Linked DNA regions of Mus musculus: region 2 is linked to region 1. The links are chromatin loops, found by intact Hi-C in ENCODE. Cell type or tissue: left cerebral cortex. All regions are shown on one strand. Links, peaks and the distances in the headings refer to the core of each region. The heading gives the core; the rest is flanking DNA.

Region 1 (8,570 bases), core at 1,116-6,115:
CCATCTTGCCAAAAGCAATCTACAGATTCAATGCAATCCCTATCAAAATTCCAACTCAATTCTTCATAGAGTGAAATAGATAAATTTTAAAATTCATTTGGAATAACAAAAAACCCAGGATGGTGAAATCCATTCTCAACAATAAAAGAACTGTAGGAATCACCAGTCCTAACCTCAACCTGTGTTATAGAGCAATGGTGATTAAAACCAGCATAACATTGGTACAGAGGCAGGCAGGCAAAACAATGGAATAGAAATGAAGGCCCAGAAATGAACCCACACACCCTTGGTCACTTGATCTTTGACAGTGGAACTAAAACCATCCAGTGTAAAAAAGACAGCATTTTCAACAAATGGTGCTGATTAAACTGTCAGTCATCATGCAGAAGAATGCATATTGAGCCATTCTTAACTCCTTGTACAAAGCACAAGTTCAAATGAATCAATGACTTTCCCATAAAACCAGATACACTGAAACTTAAAGTAGAGAAAGCAGGAAAGAACCTTGAACACATTGGCAAAGAGGAAATTTTCCTCAACAGAAATCGAATGGCTCATGTTCTAAGGTCAAGTTTTGACAAATGGGATCTCATAAAATTGAAAAGTTTCTATAATGAATAGGACACTATCAGTAGGACAAAACTTAAACCTATAAATTGGCAAAACATCTTTACCAACTCTACATCCAATTGAGGAATAATACCATTCATTCATATATATATATATGGATTATACTTAATTATACTAATTATACTATCCTATCCTCTGCAAATAGTGATATTTTTACTTCTTCCTTTCTAATCTGTATCCATTCAATTTTCTTTTGTTGTCTAGTTGCTCTGCCTAGGGCATCTAGTACTATATGGAATTGATAGGGAGAGAGTGGGCAGCCTTGTCTAGTTCCTGATATATATATCAAGAACTTAGATTTTGAGAACCAAATAACCCCATGAAAAATGGGATATAGAGCCAAAGAATTTTCAACTGAGGAGTATGAAAAGCCTGAAAAGGACTTAAACAAATTTTCAACATCCTTAATTGTCAGGAAAATGAAAATAAAAATGACCCTGACATTCCACCTCACAACAGTCAGACTGCTTAAAATCAAACACTCATGTGAAACAGATGTTGACAAGAATGTGGAGAAAGATGAACACCCCATTGTTGGTGGGATTTCAAGCTGGTACAACCACTCTGGAAAACACTCTGGAAGTCCCTCAGAAAATTTGAAATGGTTCTACCTGAGGATCCAGATATACCATTCCTGAGAATATACGCAAAAGATTCTCCAACATACAAGGACATGTGCTCCATTATGTATATTGCAGACTTAATTATAATAGCCAGAAATCGGAAAGAACATAGATGTCCCTCAACTGAAAAATGGATACTGAAAATGTGGCACATTTACACAATGGGCTGCTACTACTCAGCTATTAAAAACAATGACTCTATGACACAACTAGAAAATATCATCGAGTGAGGTAAACCAGGCAAAAAGATCACATATGATATATTCTCGAGGATAAGTGGATATTAGCCCAAAAGCTCTTAATACCTACTCTACAACTCACAGACCAAAGGAAGCTCTGGACAAAGGAAGGCCTACGTGTGCATGCTTCAGTCATATTTGGAAGAGGGAACAAAATAATTACAGGAAGTAGAGGAAGGGAGGGATCTGGAGGATGAGATTAGGGGGAGGATAAAAGTGGGGCAGGAACATGTATGAAAGGAGACATGGGAGAAGTATTAGGGTCAGGAAATTGAAGGGAGGTGTGTAGCAGTGAGAGATGGGGAACTGAATATGGCCACTACCAAGTCCCAGATAGCAGGAAGGGAAGAGTTTTCCAGGACGAATGGGGTTGGCATTAGCTAAAATGGCCAACACATGAAACTCAGAACCTATAGAGACCTAAACCAGTGGATAGGCACTCACTGCTCCCAGTTGAGGGATGACGCAATCCACCTATCTCAATTATGTTCATCCACAATTGTTCCTGTCTAAAGAAAATACAGGGACTGGATGCAGCTGAGACTGATGGAAAGGTCTTCCAATGACTGCACTACCAAGGGATTAATTCCATCTGCAGACACCAAACCCAGATACTATTGCTGATTCCAAGAAGCATTTCCTGACAGGAGCCTAGTAGAGTGGTCCCCATACAAGCTCTGCCAGAACCTAACATATACACATGCTGATGCTCTCAGCCAGTCATCATCAGAGTGAGGATGAGGACCCAAAGTGAAGAGGGAGGACTGAAGGAGCTGATGGGGAATGCAACCCCCGTATGAAGAACAACAATATCAACAAACAGGACCCCCAGATCTCACACGGACTAAACCAGTTCATAAGAATAGAGGAGGAGGGTCTCCATGGCTCCAGCCCCAGATATAGCAAAGGATTTCCTTATCTGGCACCAAAGGGAGGGGAGGCCCTTTGTCCTGTAGTGGCTCAATGCCCCAGCATAGGTGGATGCTAGGTAATTGAGGTGGGAGTGGTGAGTGGGTGGGTGGTTCACCCTTATAGTGATAGGGTAAGGGGAGATGGTATAGGGTACTTGTAGAGGGGAAAGAGTGAAGTGGAAAAACATTTGTAATGTAAAAAATAAAATTACCAATAAAAGCAGAGAAGGAATGAAGGAAAGAATGAACCTGTACATGCATACATACAGATAATAGGTAAGTGATAATAATTAAATTAAAACAAGAACCATATTTGAAAAGGAGAAAACATATTAGTGGCGATGAGACAGAAAGCAGAATTGGTAAATAAAACTGTGTTATACTCTCAAAATTAGAGAATTTTAAAAATTCATTTCCAACAGGTAGAGGTACAAGTAATGTCTAACCCCCCAACTAACATTAAAACATGTCAAAATAGAAATTTATCAAGGTTCTTTCTAGGTAACTGGTGAGTTTATTGGGAAACTTACAGAGCCTTTTTGATTAGTTATTTTCAGAGCTGTGTGTCCTCAGAAAAATGGCTTCCCAGAAAATCATTTCCCAGTAAGGATGATGACTCTTTTATGAATAATATGACAGAGCAAATCTCCCATACTCTTCCTTGGCCTGTACATTCTAGTCTTTTACAAGTTTACATTCAGCAAGAGTAGATTTGCCTACAATAAATCAAATCATCTAAGCATGTGGATACTAGAGTGAGGACTTCCTCCCCTTTCCTGTCCTTAATGAGTGGATATAAACAAAATGAAAGCCCAGCTAGGATATCTATTTATCAGGTGGCACAGATGATTAACCAAGCTTTTTGCTATTTGTCTTGGAATATAGGACAAGACAGCACCTCGATATATTCATCTTCTCTTGCTTCCTCTCTAGCTCCCTCTTTTCTCAAGAGACTTCCAGATTTAGATACTGTTATATAAATGACTCATGATTTTCTCACTAGAGTATTTTAATGGATGATGAAGCACTTTTTCCATAGAACTGACTGTGGTAAAGCCTTATTGAAAAATTGTTGGATTGTTTTGAGTACGAAGCAAAGGGTTAGCAAATGATGAAAATTTGGAAATGGACATCTGAATTAACAGACACAGAATATAGCAATAGCATCTGAGAATAAACACAAATGTAGGGGATTTTACCCGGTACTAAATTTAACCAATCACTACCAGCTGACTCTTCACTGGGGAGTATGGCTTCTTTTTCACAAGTATTTGTATAAGGAACCTACAAAAACCACAAAGATTCTTGCCTCCACAAGGGTGGACATTTAATCAAGTAAGACCTTTGGTTCTATGTAAAACCCTCATGCCTTTATTGAAGTTAATGGCCAATCCACATTGACTAACACTTTGTACTGTGAAACAAGCAAAATTCACAAGTGACTAGGATTTGATCTTTCTTATCACACTCATCCTTAGTGGTACCTACAGTGGATATGTGAGCTACCTCACAGAGAGAGGATATTTTTTGACGATTCCTATATTTATGAATCTGAGCCCCATTTTCAAAACAATCTGCATCATAAGAAAGAGAACTTCCTTTTCATTCAGACTTGGAATGTAACCTATAGATGTTTTAACAAATTTTATTGTTTTAGAATATTTTCTCAAAGGAATCTGAGGACAAATTATTATGAAGGCAACCCATTTCTATCAATGTCATTCACGTTTTAAAATATTAGGATTCTTAAATGAGCCCCCAAATCCATTAAATCCTCAAGGTTTAGCATTGTGTTTGATACATAGGAGCAAAAAGAATACAAGTGATGAACAGAACAATAAGAACCCTATAGTTAACTATATAGTTCCCAGGACAATAGAGATGATAAATTTGGAAAAAAATGATAATAACATTTTCTGTTCTAAACAAATGTTAGGAAGTTCAACACTGATGAATTACCAACAATAAATATAAGCCGGATATAATAGAGCATGATATATTCAATATATTATCATAAATTGATTCTTCCACATAACAATATTTAGATAAAATCAAATGCAATTGGGGATTTTTGATTATCCACAAGTACAGAAACGTGGCTGTTATAAAATTACTACAGAACACACAATAGCCACAGGATAATATGAAATAAAATAATGAAATAATGTTCCATGATAATAAATATTAATTAAGAGCCAGCAATATAACTAAACTCACATACTATAACTCATGGAAAATGGGTGGTGTTTAGAAACCTTAGTAAGGTAAGATTCAAACTCAAAGAAAAAGAACAGAAATTTTGGTATAATAACCTTTTTCATTGGATTATATGCAAACTCTTTGCTTTGTTTGTCTTTAAAGAATGGAGTATGCAGATATGTAAGAATGAATATAGAACTATGTTTTATCCCAACAATAAGAACTTATACTTGATGTTAGAATTTGAATTTAAAGTAATATAAAATACCTGAGACCTTTGATGTTTGCAAGATGATAACAAAGGAGAATTGCAGTGAAAGGGTTTTAGTACTCTCAGAGGACAGTAGCATACTAGGTAATGGGATGTCAGGAAATATTCCAGAATGTCTCATGGTTAAAATTGAGAACTATTGTTCTGCTATAAAAATCCTTTACAGTTCTGGTACCCAAAAACAGATTAAGGAGCAACACAGTTTCTGTCTCTTTCAGATACTGAAGGCTGATGTAATATACTATCCTTGCAAATGAAGCACAGCTCCAAGTCAGAGTCCTGAATGATAGATCTTAAAATTGAAACAATGACCAGAGGCAAGAACAAGTACCTTGTACAGAAAATAGGAGCAGTTTTATTCAGAGCAGGGATGTGAAGAATCAAAGCAAGTTAGCTCACCATGCTGACTTTCTATTTGCCTTTTCATCTGCAGGTTTCCAGAGCACTCCTCCTTCTCTGAGAAGCAGTTTATAGTCAATCTTTGACAGGATCCTTGCACAGGCTGAGAGCTAGACATTAACCAGGAGCATTACTGAATTTTTTTTTATGTGAATAGATTTCTAAAGCTGTGGTTGACTCAGACTGGCTGAGTATATGTAGGAAAATAGAGAAAAGATTTGGGACCAATCAGAAGAGAGATCTCAAAAATGATAAAGAAAGCAAAAGCTGCTTGTTACCATGGAGATTTCTCCATCAAACCTCCTCCATCCCTTCTCTTCACTCCCTGCCTGTTGCATCAGGAATAAAAATAAAGATGAAATAGGAGAATGAACAAAATATTATGTAATTATTCTTTGATTTCTGGCAATATTATAAACAGAGGAAACTGTCCAGTAATGCCTGTGCCTTTGAACCTGTATGTGCCTGATGGTACCTATACTAAAGCCTCCATTTGTATATAGAGAATTATGCTTGTAATTATAGGCTGCCAAATACATTCCAGGGCTGAACCATTCCTGTGCTAATATCCTGAGGAGCTATGCTTATTGGGAAATTTATCACACTAATTCATATATTTATGCACATTACAACTTACAAACAGTGAACTTGAATTAACTGAAGGCATATTGGTGTCCAGTTTCATAAAGCTACTTACCACATAATATGCCATGCTTAAATTATAATAATGCTCAAGAAATATTAAGAGCAGTTTATTTCAGAAAATAAGGTTCCAAAATGTAGGCATACTACAATAATTTTTTGTGTGTGAATACATGTGTGATATTTTATGCACAGAATCGCATTCTGTCTATGGGTATGGAGTCTATATGAAAACTTATAGTATTGTTATTAAGGTGACATTATTTTCTAAATATTTAACTCAATATTCATATGTCATATAATGTGCTAAAATGCAAGTTATAATACATTAGGGTTACCCACAATATCTCTAACTAATAATCCACAGCCACTTAATGAGATTTCTTTTACTACAAACTAAGCCCATTTAGCACTTTTGATATATGCTCAGATCTAGAGAGATGCATGAGTAACCTCTGATGCTAATCTTCCATGAAAAATATTACTTTCACTTGGCAATCAGTACATCTAATGCCAACTGCGACTCCAATTTTCTTCCATCCCCACACTGATGCCTTTCTCTAAAGTTATCCTCAAGTCTCAACTTTAGATTTTGCATACTTGAGAGAAAATTTAGGAGATACAACCGGATTAGTGTTGTTATCCTGTGAGCAACACATGTAGCTGAAGAAAAGTGACACAGAAGACTGTCTTAGCCTCAGCAAGCACTTCTTGACATCAACAATACTGACTAGGATTGGTGGCTGTATATGGGATGACTCCCCAAATGGGGCAGTCTCTGGATGGTCTTTCCTTAAATCTCTGCTCCATTCATTGTGCTTGCATTTCCTTTAGGCAGGAGCCATTCTGGGCTAAATTTTTTTTTTTTTCTGAAGACAGGCTAGCCTACATCCTTCAACTGACGGCCATGCCTAACCTCTCCTTATGGTCTCTACAGGTTTTCCCTCTCCTTTGTTGGGTATTTAGATTAAAGTCATTCCCATCAGGTCCTGGTTTCCTCTTGTTTTCCTGGCATTTGGGACTATCTGTTGGCCATCCCCAATTTCCTATTCCCCATTGCTATACACCTCTGTTCAATTTCCTGACACTCTATATCTCTCGTGTATCTCCTCCCACAACTGATTCTGTCACCCCTTTTTTCTCTATTGCCCCTCTCTTCCGCTCAAGTCCCTCCTTCACTCTATCTCCTGTGATTAGTAGGGCTGAAGCATCCACATTATGTGCTTCCTTCTTCTTGAACTTCATATTGTCTGTAAGTTGTATTGTGGGCATGCCGAGCTTTTATCCTAATATTCACTTATCACTGGATAACATGTGTCCTCTTTTATGATTGGGTTACCTCACTCTGGATGATATTTTCTTGTTCCACCCATTTGACTGTGAATGTTGTGAAGTAGTTTTTAATAGCTGTGTAGTACTACATTCTGTAAATGTACCACATTTTCTGTAACCATTACTCTGTTGAGGGTCACCCGGGTTGTTTCCAGCTTCTGGCTAAAATAAATAAGGCTGTTAGGAACACAGTGCAGCATGTGTCCTTGTTATATGCTGGAGCATTTTTGGGTATATTCTCAGGAGTGGTATATCTTGGTCCTCGGGTAGTACTATGTCTAATTTTCTGAGGAACCATCAAAGAGATTCCCAGAGTGCTTGTACAAGCTTCTAATCCTACCAGCAATGGAAGTCTCCTTCTTTCTCCATATCCTCACCAGCATCAGCTGTCACCTGAGTTTTGATTTTAGCCATTCTGTCTGGTGTAGGGGAAAATATCTGGGTCATTTTAATTTGCATTTCTCTGATGACTAAGGATGTTAAATATTTTTAGGTACTTCTCAGTCATTCAATATTCCTCAGATGAGAATTCTTTGCTTGGCTCTGTATTCCATTTTTAATGGGATTATTTGGTTCTCTCAGTATAACTTCTTGAGTTCTTTGCATATATGGGATATTAACCCTCTATCAGATGTAGGGGTGGTAAAGACCTTTTTTTTCAATCTATAGGTTTCTGTTTTGTCCTGATTACAGTGTCGTTTGACTTAAAGAAGCTTTTCAATGTTATGACATCCCATTCATCTATATGTGATCTTAGATCCTGGGCCATTGGTGCTCTGTTCAGGAAAATTCCCCCTGTTCCCATGGGGAACCACTGTTAAAGGTTTTTCAATATGCACAAGTTGAAAACCACTGTTCTAAGCATATATCACGTGATATATATATCACGTTAGGACCATGAAAGAATATTTATGCAGACACCATTGTAGAAAACAATATTTTCAGTTAAATATTGTTTGAAATGTAATCAACATAAAGTTTACACTATACACAAAAGTTTTAAGACTCTTATGAATATATTCAGGGAACAGAAATCAGCAATTAGCATATTATTTAATAAGAATTTATGATACATGTATTGATCTGACTAAAGATAGAAATAAGAACTATATTTATTTTCATGTGGGTGATATTTTCAGAAGAGATAGTAGAGAATGTCTGTTCATCCCATATAGGACACAAAGACAAATTAACTCAAACATTTCTTTTAATCAAATTTATTTTCAATGAATTAAGTGGCTTTCATATAGGAGAATTATCATATCAATGCATTATATCCCTCAAACAATCTACAAACATGGGACATGAGTGATGATTCTGCAAA
Region 2 (8,570 bases), core at 1,804-6,803, 70 kb after region 1:
AAGGTCCTGGATCTACTTGAACTTGAGCTTTGTGCTGGGAGAAAAGAATGGGTCAATTTGCATTCTTCTACATGTTGGCTGCCAGCACCATTTGTTGAAAATGATGTCTTTTTTCACCTGGATGGTTTTAGCTCCTTTTTCAAAGATCAAGTGACCAAAGGTGTGTCAATTCATTTCTGGGTATTCATTTCTATTTCACTGTTCTACTTGCATGTTACTGTACCGATACCATGCAGATTTTATCACTATTGCTCTTTAATACAGCTGGAAATCAGGGGTAGTGATTCCCCCAGAAGTTCTTTTATTGTTGAGAGTAGATTTCGCTATTCTGTGTTTTGGGTGGATACTAGACCAATATTTTGGAAGACCCAAGATACAATTCACATACCATATGAAGATCAAGATGAAGGAAGACAAAAGTGTGAATTTTTCATTGCTTCTTAGAAGGGGAAACAAAATACTCACTGGTGGATATATGGAGACAAAGTGTAGAGTAGAGACCGAAGGAAAGGCAGTCCAGAGACTGCCACATTCGGGGATCCATCCCAAACCTTTATATTATTGTAGTTGCTGGAAAGTACTTTCTGACTTGAACCTAATATGGCTATCTCCTGAGCAGCTTTCCCAGAGCCTGACAAATACAGAGGTGGATGCTTGCAGCTAACCGTTGGACCAAGAGAAGATCCTTAATGGAGGAGAGGCAGAATGGAATGAAGGAGCTGTAGTCATTTGCAACCCCATGGGGGGAGCAACAGTGTCAGCTAGCTCATACCCCCAAAGCAACAGGGGACTGGACCACCAATCAAAGAATACACATGTAGGGACCCAGGGCTGTGAATGTATATGTGGCAGAGGATAGCCTTGTTGTACATCAGTAAGAGGAGCAGAACTAGGGTGTGAGGGAGTTAGATGCTCCAGTATAGGGAAATGCCAGGGTGTAAAGTTGACAGTGGGTGGGTGGTTACATGAGGGATCACCCCCAGAGAGTCAGGGGAGGGGAAATGGGATTGGTGGTTTCTGAAGTGGAGAACTGGAATGGGGATAATATTTAAAATGTAAATAAGAAAAAAGCCAATAAAAGGGGGGAAAAGTCCTAGAATATAGACAGCAGCCTGACTGGTAAAATCTACCCTTGCAGACAAATTTATTTGCTCTACTTCTTCTAACTGATTGAGAATGAACATTCAAATTGAGAATGGAAACAGATCCAATCAGGAGAGAGATCTCAAACCTAGGCACGGACATCAAAACCTGCTGTAATATTGGAGGTCTCCATCAGTGCTGCTGATTCATTTCCAACCCCCTTCCTCCCTGAGTTTCCCTATGGAAGTAGAAAATTTGAAAGTGAATGGCAGAAAAACTGTTTTTAACTTCTTCTATCTACAGTGACCAAAAGAAAAACAAGTCAATGAAATCTTGGAGCTGTTCTTATTTCTGGCTTCTTTTGCCTAGATTCAAGCCAGTTACCAAATAGGTTCTGTTTCTTTTTGAACCAAAAAGACTGTTACTTTTATTATGCAAATTTTGCTGCCTCTGACTAATAGCAGGATTTCTGTGTCTTCTTCACCAATTGCTTCTGTTGTAAACTATGGTTATAGAATATCCTAGAAAATATTATCTAATACTGTAATAATAATAGAGTTATTAGAATTATAGTGCCATGTTCTGCCCATGCAATTCTCCAAGCATACTCAGTTTGCATGAAATACTGGAGTGTCTCATACAATTCCACAATATTTGGTGGAATTTAGTGCTGAAAACAATATTTATATGATGTGAATATTCACAAAAGAGCATGGTGTATTTGGAACAATCAACGTGATGTGGTTGTAAAGGTGCCATTATATTTTCTGATATATATATATAGTTATAAGGTGTTTAAGACTGTCAGGAATATCTTCACCACAATAGATCAGTTTCATAAATGTCCAGATTATATCACAAAGAATAGGTCTTTAAAGACAGAATACAAATAAGCAGAAAATCATAGGTCTAAGAGGTAACCACTAGTAAAAGGTCACGGGGAATATAACTGCCCACTTTCTTCTTTTACATACTGTAATACCAAGGTGTGGATAATCAAAGTATAATATAGTGATTTCCATAAGGGGTCAAGATCCCCTGAACTGTTATTTAGCAAAAAATTGACTTGGAAAAATGACCACCTAGACAATCTAGTAAATTAAAACAATAATAACAGTATAAATTGTGGTTATATCTATAAATGCTTCTTGCCTTTAATGCCAACAGGTAACCATCATCACTGTCTGAAGAGTAATTTGATTCTGGATAATGTATGATCTACCGTCAGATTTTTCAGAGGTTTCATGGTGGTTAGTTGAGGATATTTGCTGCCACAGGAATTCTCACAGGACCTGAACAAAAGATCTGAAGATGTCAGACATCCCCTAGACTCTGTCATAAGCTGAAGCTTGAATATTGTATCTTCTTTGCAGAAGAAACAAACGTTCATGACTGAGAAAAGTAAGTCACACTTCAAATCAGATACCTGAATTTCCCATAGGTTGACAGCTACTATACGAAACATAGAGCTAAGCAATCAGTGCATGGAAGCTCTGAAATAAACAACCACAGGCTTTGAAGATTTTCACTGGCTCTGTCTGCTGACAGTGACAACACTCTCCCTTCTCTTTAGCACCTTTCAGTCTGGCAGTGGTTATATCCAGGACAAGGTAAGTCCTGGAGTATAGCCAGCAGCCTAACTGATGAAATCTTCCCCTGCAGACAAATTTATTTGTTCTCTTTGCCTCTGATTGATGGAGAATGTGTATTCAAATGGAGAATGAAATCAGATCCAATCAGGAGAGAGATCTCATATGTAGACATGGGCATCCAATCCTGCTGCAACACTGGAGATCTCCATCAGTCCTGCTGATTCATACCTCAACACTTTCACCATGGATTCTCAAAAGGAATTAGAAAAACCGAAAATGGATGGAGAAAAAAGCTGGTTTTACATTCTTCTCTCTACACAACCAACAGAAATACAAGTTAGTGGAATGTTAAGGGTGTTCTGATTTCTGGCTGCTTCTGCTTAGATGTAAGCTCTTTGCCAAGGTTCTTCTGCTTCTTTTAAGGCCTTTCTGACTGCGATTATTATCTTGCAAATTTTGTGTGGCCTGCTAAATATTGATGTGCCTGCATCTCCCTTGGAAATTGCTTCTGTTGTATATTCATGTTTTAGATTTTCCCAGTACAATAATGTTTTATAGGGTATCTTCAAAGAGGTTTTGGAATACAACGTTCAATATTCAGCCCATACCCTGCTCCCCAAGTATTCAGTTTGCAAGAAACACTGGAGTGTTTCAAAAACCTGAAAAATATTAATAGAAATTCAGTGTTGAAAACAAGTTTTAATGCTTTGATTATCCAAAACAAAACATTGTGTGTACAAATATAAATATGTGTTTTGAAAAATACCATGGCATTTTTAATGCATGTACAGATTAATGTGATTTTTTTATTGTCATGAATGTATAAATCAAAATAATAAAGTTTCATGAATATCTACACTATATGACAGAGACCTGACCTCTAAACACAGAATTAAAATAACATGAAAACTTAGGACTCGAGTTATCCACAAGTACAAGATAACAATAAAAATACTGCATCCATTTCTTCCTGTATGTCATGTTTTATCCAGTTGGAGATGATCTGGACATGATCTATTGATTTCTGTAAAGGGCTTATGATTTTATCGAGCTCTGAGGTAGCAAAGAATTGACCTGGAAGAAAAACATCCTAGAGAATCTAGTAAAGGATAAGAATAATAAGAAAACAAACAATAGTTGTCTTGTTGAAGGTCTGTGGCCATTACAGGTAACATGCTACTAGCAGCACAGACCCAATACTGCTTGGATTCGAGGAATGGTAGTATGTTTGCTGGTTAGTTACATCTGAGTTTACTTAGAATCTAAGTTGGCATGTTGAGGACATTTGCTGCCATAGCAGTCTTCACAGTGGCTAATTTAAGAATATAAAAATTTCCAAAAATTCCTAGTCTCTGACACAAGCTGAAGCTTGGATCTTGTATCTTCTTTGCAGAAGACATATCCTAGCACGACTGAGAAAAGTAAGTCAATCTCCAAATCTGAATTTTGCATAGACTGACAGCTACTATACAAAACAAGGACCATAGCAAACAGTGCATGGAGACTCTGAAATAAACAAGCACAGGCTTTGAAGATTTCCACTGGCTCTGTCTGCTGACAGTAACAACACTCTCCCTTCTCTTTAGCACCTTTCAGTCTGGCAGTGGTTATATCCAGGACCAGATAAGTCCTGGTGTATAGCCAGCAGCCTGACTGATGAAATCTTCCCCTGCAGACAAATTTATTTGCTCTCCTTGCTTCTGATTGATGGAGAATGTGTATTCAAATAGAGAATGATATCAGACCCAATCAGGAGAGAGATCTCATTTCTAGGCATGAACATCAAATGCTGCTGTAACCTTGGAGATCTCCATCCATGCTGCTGATTCATAGCTCAAGCACATCACCCTGGTTTCCCCAAAGAAAGCAGAAAAATGGATAGTGGATGGCAGACAAACCTTCTCTCTACACAAACCAACAGAAATACAAGATAGTGGAACGTTAAGTATGTTCTGATTTTTGGATTCATCTGCCTAAATTTAAGCTCTTTGTGGGAGTTCCCCTGCTTTTTTCAAGCCTTTCTGACTGTTTATTATCTTGAAATTTTGCTGCCTGCTGAATAATCGTGATGTGCCTGTATCTTCTTCCCCTATTGCTTCTGTTTTATGTTCTGATTGTAACCTTTCCTAGTACAATAATGTTTAATAGTGTATTCTCAGAGAGGATTTGGAATCCTAACTTCAATATTCTGCCCATACTATGCTTCCTAAATACTCAATTTTCATGAAATGCTCAAGTGTCTCAAAAAATCTGAACAATATTAAATGAAATTCAGTGTTGAAAACAATATTTATATGCTGTGATTATGTAAAACAAAACATTGTGTGTAGGAAAATATAATGTGTAGTTTGAAAGAAGACATGCCATTTTCTGATGCATATAGAGATTAATGTGATTTCTACTGTCAGGAATATATTATTCAAAATAATACTGGTTCATGAATATCCAGAATATATAACAGAGGCCTGCTCTCTAAAATCAGAATGAAAATAATTAGAAATCTTAGGACTCAAGATATCTACGAGTACAAGATCACAATGAAAATTACTGTATCCATTTCTTCCTTTATATTGCGTTTTAACCAGCTGGAGATGATCTGGACATGATCTATTGATTTCTGTAAAGGGTTCCGGATTCTAAAGAGCTGTTATATAGCAAAGAACTGATGTGGAAGAATATCAGCCAAGAAAATCTAGTAAAGGACAAGAGCAATAACAAAATAACAAAATAAACAACTGTCTCTTTTTTCCCCCACCCGGCAACTGTCTCTTATATATATATAGAGAGAGAGTATTAAGTGTAATCTAGAGTTGAAAACATTGTTCATGGACTGTAGATAATCAAAACCATATGTAAAGTGAAGTAAAAATTAAAGTGTGCTCATGAAGAGGACAGAGATTATTTTGATGTACATACAATTGTAATTCGTTTACTACTGTAAAGATTATCTGAAAAAAAAAGTAATACATTTCAGAAATGTCAAGGATATACAACAGTGACCTGGACTCTTAAGACAGATTCGAAATAACAGAAAAAAAATATAGGTCTCAAAGGAGTCACTAGTACAAGTTCCCCATGAAAATTTCTGTGCTCATTTCATTTCTATAGTGTATATAATACCAAGGTGGAGATCTTCAGGAGATGGATGATATATTGATTTCCCTAAAGGACCCATGACTCTCTTGAACATATAGTTAGTAATGAAGTGGCTTGGAAGAACATACATGCTCAAGATTCTAGTATATTAAATATAAAATAACACTATAAACAATGTTTCAATTGTTGAATATTCATACCATAAATAAAAACCTGCTGCCAGAATCACTGCCCTAAGGATGCTTAGTTCCTGAGTAAGGTAGTATCTGTGTCTATTAGTTACATCAAGATTTTTCAGAGACTCCATGGTGGTATGTAGCAGGCATTTGCTTCCACAGCACTTCTCACAGTGTCTAACCTAAGTTTGTGAAAATGTGAAAATTTTTCTTAGTCTCTGTCACAAGCTGAGATTGAATCTTGTATCTTCTTTGCAGAAGACATATTCCAGCATGACTGAGAAAAGTGTGTCATTCTCCAAATCTCCCATAGAGATTCTCCGAATCTCCCATAGAGCGACAGCTACAATACAAAACGACCAAAGCAATCAGTGCATTGAGGCTCTGAAATAAACAAGCACAGGCTTTGATGATTTCACTGGCGCTGTCTGCTGACAGTGACACAAGCACTCTCCCTTCTCTTTAGCACCATTCAGTCTGGCAGTGGTTATATCCAGGACCAGATAAGTCCTGGAATATAGCCAGCAACCAGACTAATGAAATCTTCCCTGGCAGACAAATTTATTTGCTCTCCTTGCTTCTGATTGATTGAGAATGTGTATTCAAATAGAGAATTGAATCAGATCCAATCAGGAGAGAAATCCCATATGTAGACATGGACATCAAGTCCTGCTGAATACTTGGAGCTCTCCGTCAGTGCTGATTCATACCTCACTGGCTCCTCTCTGGCTTCCTGGAAGGAAGCAGGGCTATTAAAAGCAGAGGGTAAAAAATGTTTTAAACATATTCATTCTACACTGACAAACATAAAAAAAAGTCACTGTGACTTTGGAAATCTTCCTATTTCTGGCTCCTTCTTCCTAGCTTTAAGTTATTTGCCAGAGATTCTCAGTTTCCTTTTCACCTGACTGTCTATCTTACAATTTTTTGCTGCCTGCTCACCCATTGTGATGTGCCTTTGTTTCCTTATCCAAATTATCTGTTGTATGCTCAGTGCATGGCTGTTCCTTGATAATTTAATGTTTATATTATATTTTCATGCTTCCACAAAGAGTTATTTTAATACTAAATTTAGTATTCTGCCCATGCCCTACTCCACCTGTACTCAGTTTGTATGAAATGCTGCAGTGTCACATAAATCTGAAAAATATTTCATTCAACTCAATTTTCAAAACTGTGTTAATATGCTGTGGTTATTGACACTCAAATATGGTATATGTGGAACTTTTAATGTGTGGATTTTCTATTCTATTTTTTTTTATTTTCATAGGCTATTTTCTTAACTTATTGGTTATCCTCCATTCCCCTTTTTTCACACAGTAACCCCTTCTCCAATACTCCACCCCTCTGTTTCTATGAGGGTGTTCTCCCACCCACCCATCAAAAATCCACCTCCCTGCATTTACATTCCCATATACTGAGGCATTGAGTCTTTTCAGGGCCAAGGTATTCTTCCCCTATTGATGCCTGACAAGACCATCCTTTGCTACATATGAGCCATGGGTCCCTACATGTATACTCTTTGGTGGGTGGTTTAGTACCTGGGAGCTCTGGAGCAGTTTGGTTGGTTGATATTGTTGTTCTTCCTATGGGGTTTCAATTCCTTAATGTGTGGTTTTAAAGAGGTCAGGGAATTTTCTGACACATATAAAGCTCTAATGTGATTTCTACTGTCAGGAATACATTAATCTAAGCAATACAGTATCAGAAATATCCAGGATATATAACAGAGACCTGATCTCTAAAGACAGAAAGAAAATAGCATTAAATCTTAAGACTCACAGTATCCTTCAGTAAAAGGTCACAATGAAAATTCCTGTGTCCATTTCTTTCTTTACATGATAAAATACTAAGTTGGCTATGATCAGAACATGATATATTGATTTCCCTGAAGAGCTCATGACTCTACTGAGTCATTAAGTAGCAAAAGACTGACCTGGAAGAAAAGCTGGCTAGGTAATCTAGTAAACTACAAGAATAATAACAGAATAAACAATGGTTTTATTGTTGAGTGTCATTGGTCATTAATGGTAGCATGCTACTGTCGTCACTGTCCCAAGGCTGCTTGAACTCTGGGTATGGTAGGATCTGTGTCTGTTAGTTACCTCTGATTTTTCTTAGACTACAAGGTAGGATGTTGAGGACGTTTGTTGTCATTGCAGTTCTCACAGTGGTTGATCTAAGGATATAAAAATATCAGAAAATCCATAGTCCTGTGTCACAAGCTGAAGCTTGAATCTTTTATCTTCTTTGCAGAAGGCATGACAAGACAAAGAAGTGACACTCAAAATCAGAGGCCTGAAATTCTATACAAAACAAGGATCTAAAGAATCAGAGCAGGAACTCTCTGAAATAATCAAGCACAGTCTTAGCACCTTTCTGCTCTCTCTGTTGCTGACATTGGCCCAAGTACCCATCTCTTTAACATGATTCAGTGTGGTTTTGGCTATATCTAGGACCAGATGAGGCCTGAAGTATATAGCCAGCAGGTTATCTGTCAAGTGTTCACCTGCAGACAACCTTTCTGTTGTTTTCCACACTTCTGATTGATTGAGAATGTGGATTCAAATAGAGAGTGGAATCAGATTCAATCAGCAGAGAGATCTCAGATCTAGGCATGGAC

What was found. Hi-C counts contacts between places; a loop is a spot of excess contacts. Peaks named below come from ENCODE experiments on the same cell type or tissue, not always from the same donor. Only the 100,000 strongest peaks of a DNase experiment are listed, where the experiment ranks them.
Region 2: it touches region 1 in a loop (12-fold over the local background); 4 of 42 quality-filtered maps call a loop at or near these places.

Annotation. Positions count from the first base shown.
Region 1 is chr7:61,609,888-61,618,457 of GRCm38, forward strand. It overlaps B230209E15Rik (RIKEN cDNA B230209E15 gene), which reads right to left and starts at 5,440. Exons shown (of 5, transcript NR_045727.1): 1 at 5,273-5,440. In left cerebral cortex, for the core only: no CTCF peak of the experiment used is centred there; DNase peaks (open chromatin) are centred at 3,284, 3,735 and 5,519; H3K4me3 peaks cover 3,312 bases; H3K27ac peaks cover 3,386 bases.
Region 2 is chr7:61,678,860-61,687,429 of GRCm38, forward strand. Mir344d-1 (microRNA 344d-1) reads right to left here and starts at 4,333; the gene lies at 4,265-4,333. It overlaps Mir344d-2 (microRNA 344d-2), which reads right to left and starts at 6,492; the gene lies at 6,413-6,492. In left cerebral cortex, for the core only: no CTCF peak of the experiment used is centred there; DNase peaks (open chromatin) are centred at 4,333, 6,331 and 6,672; H3K27ac peaks cover 1,896 bases.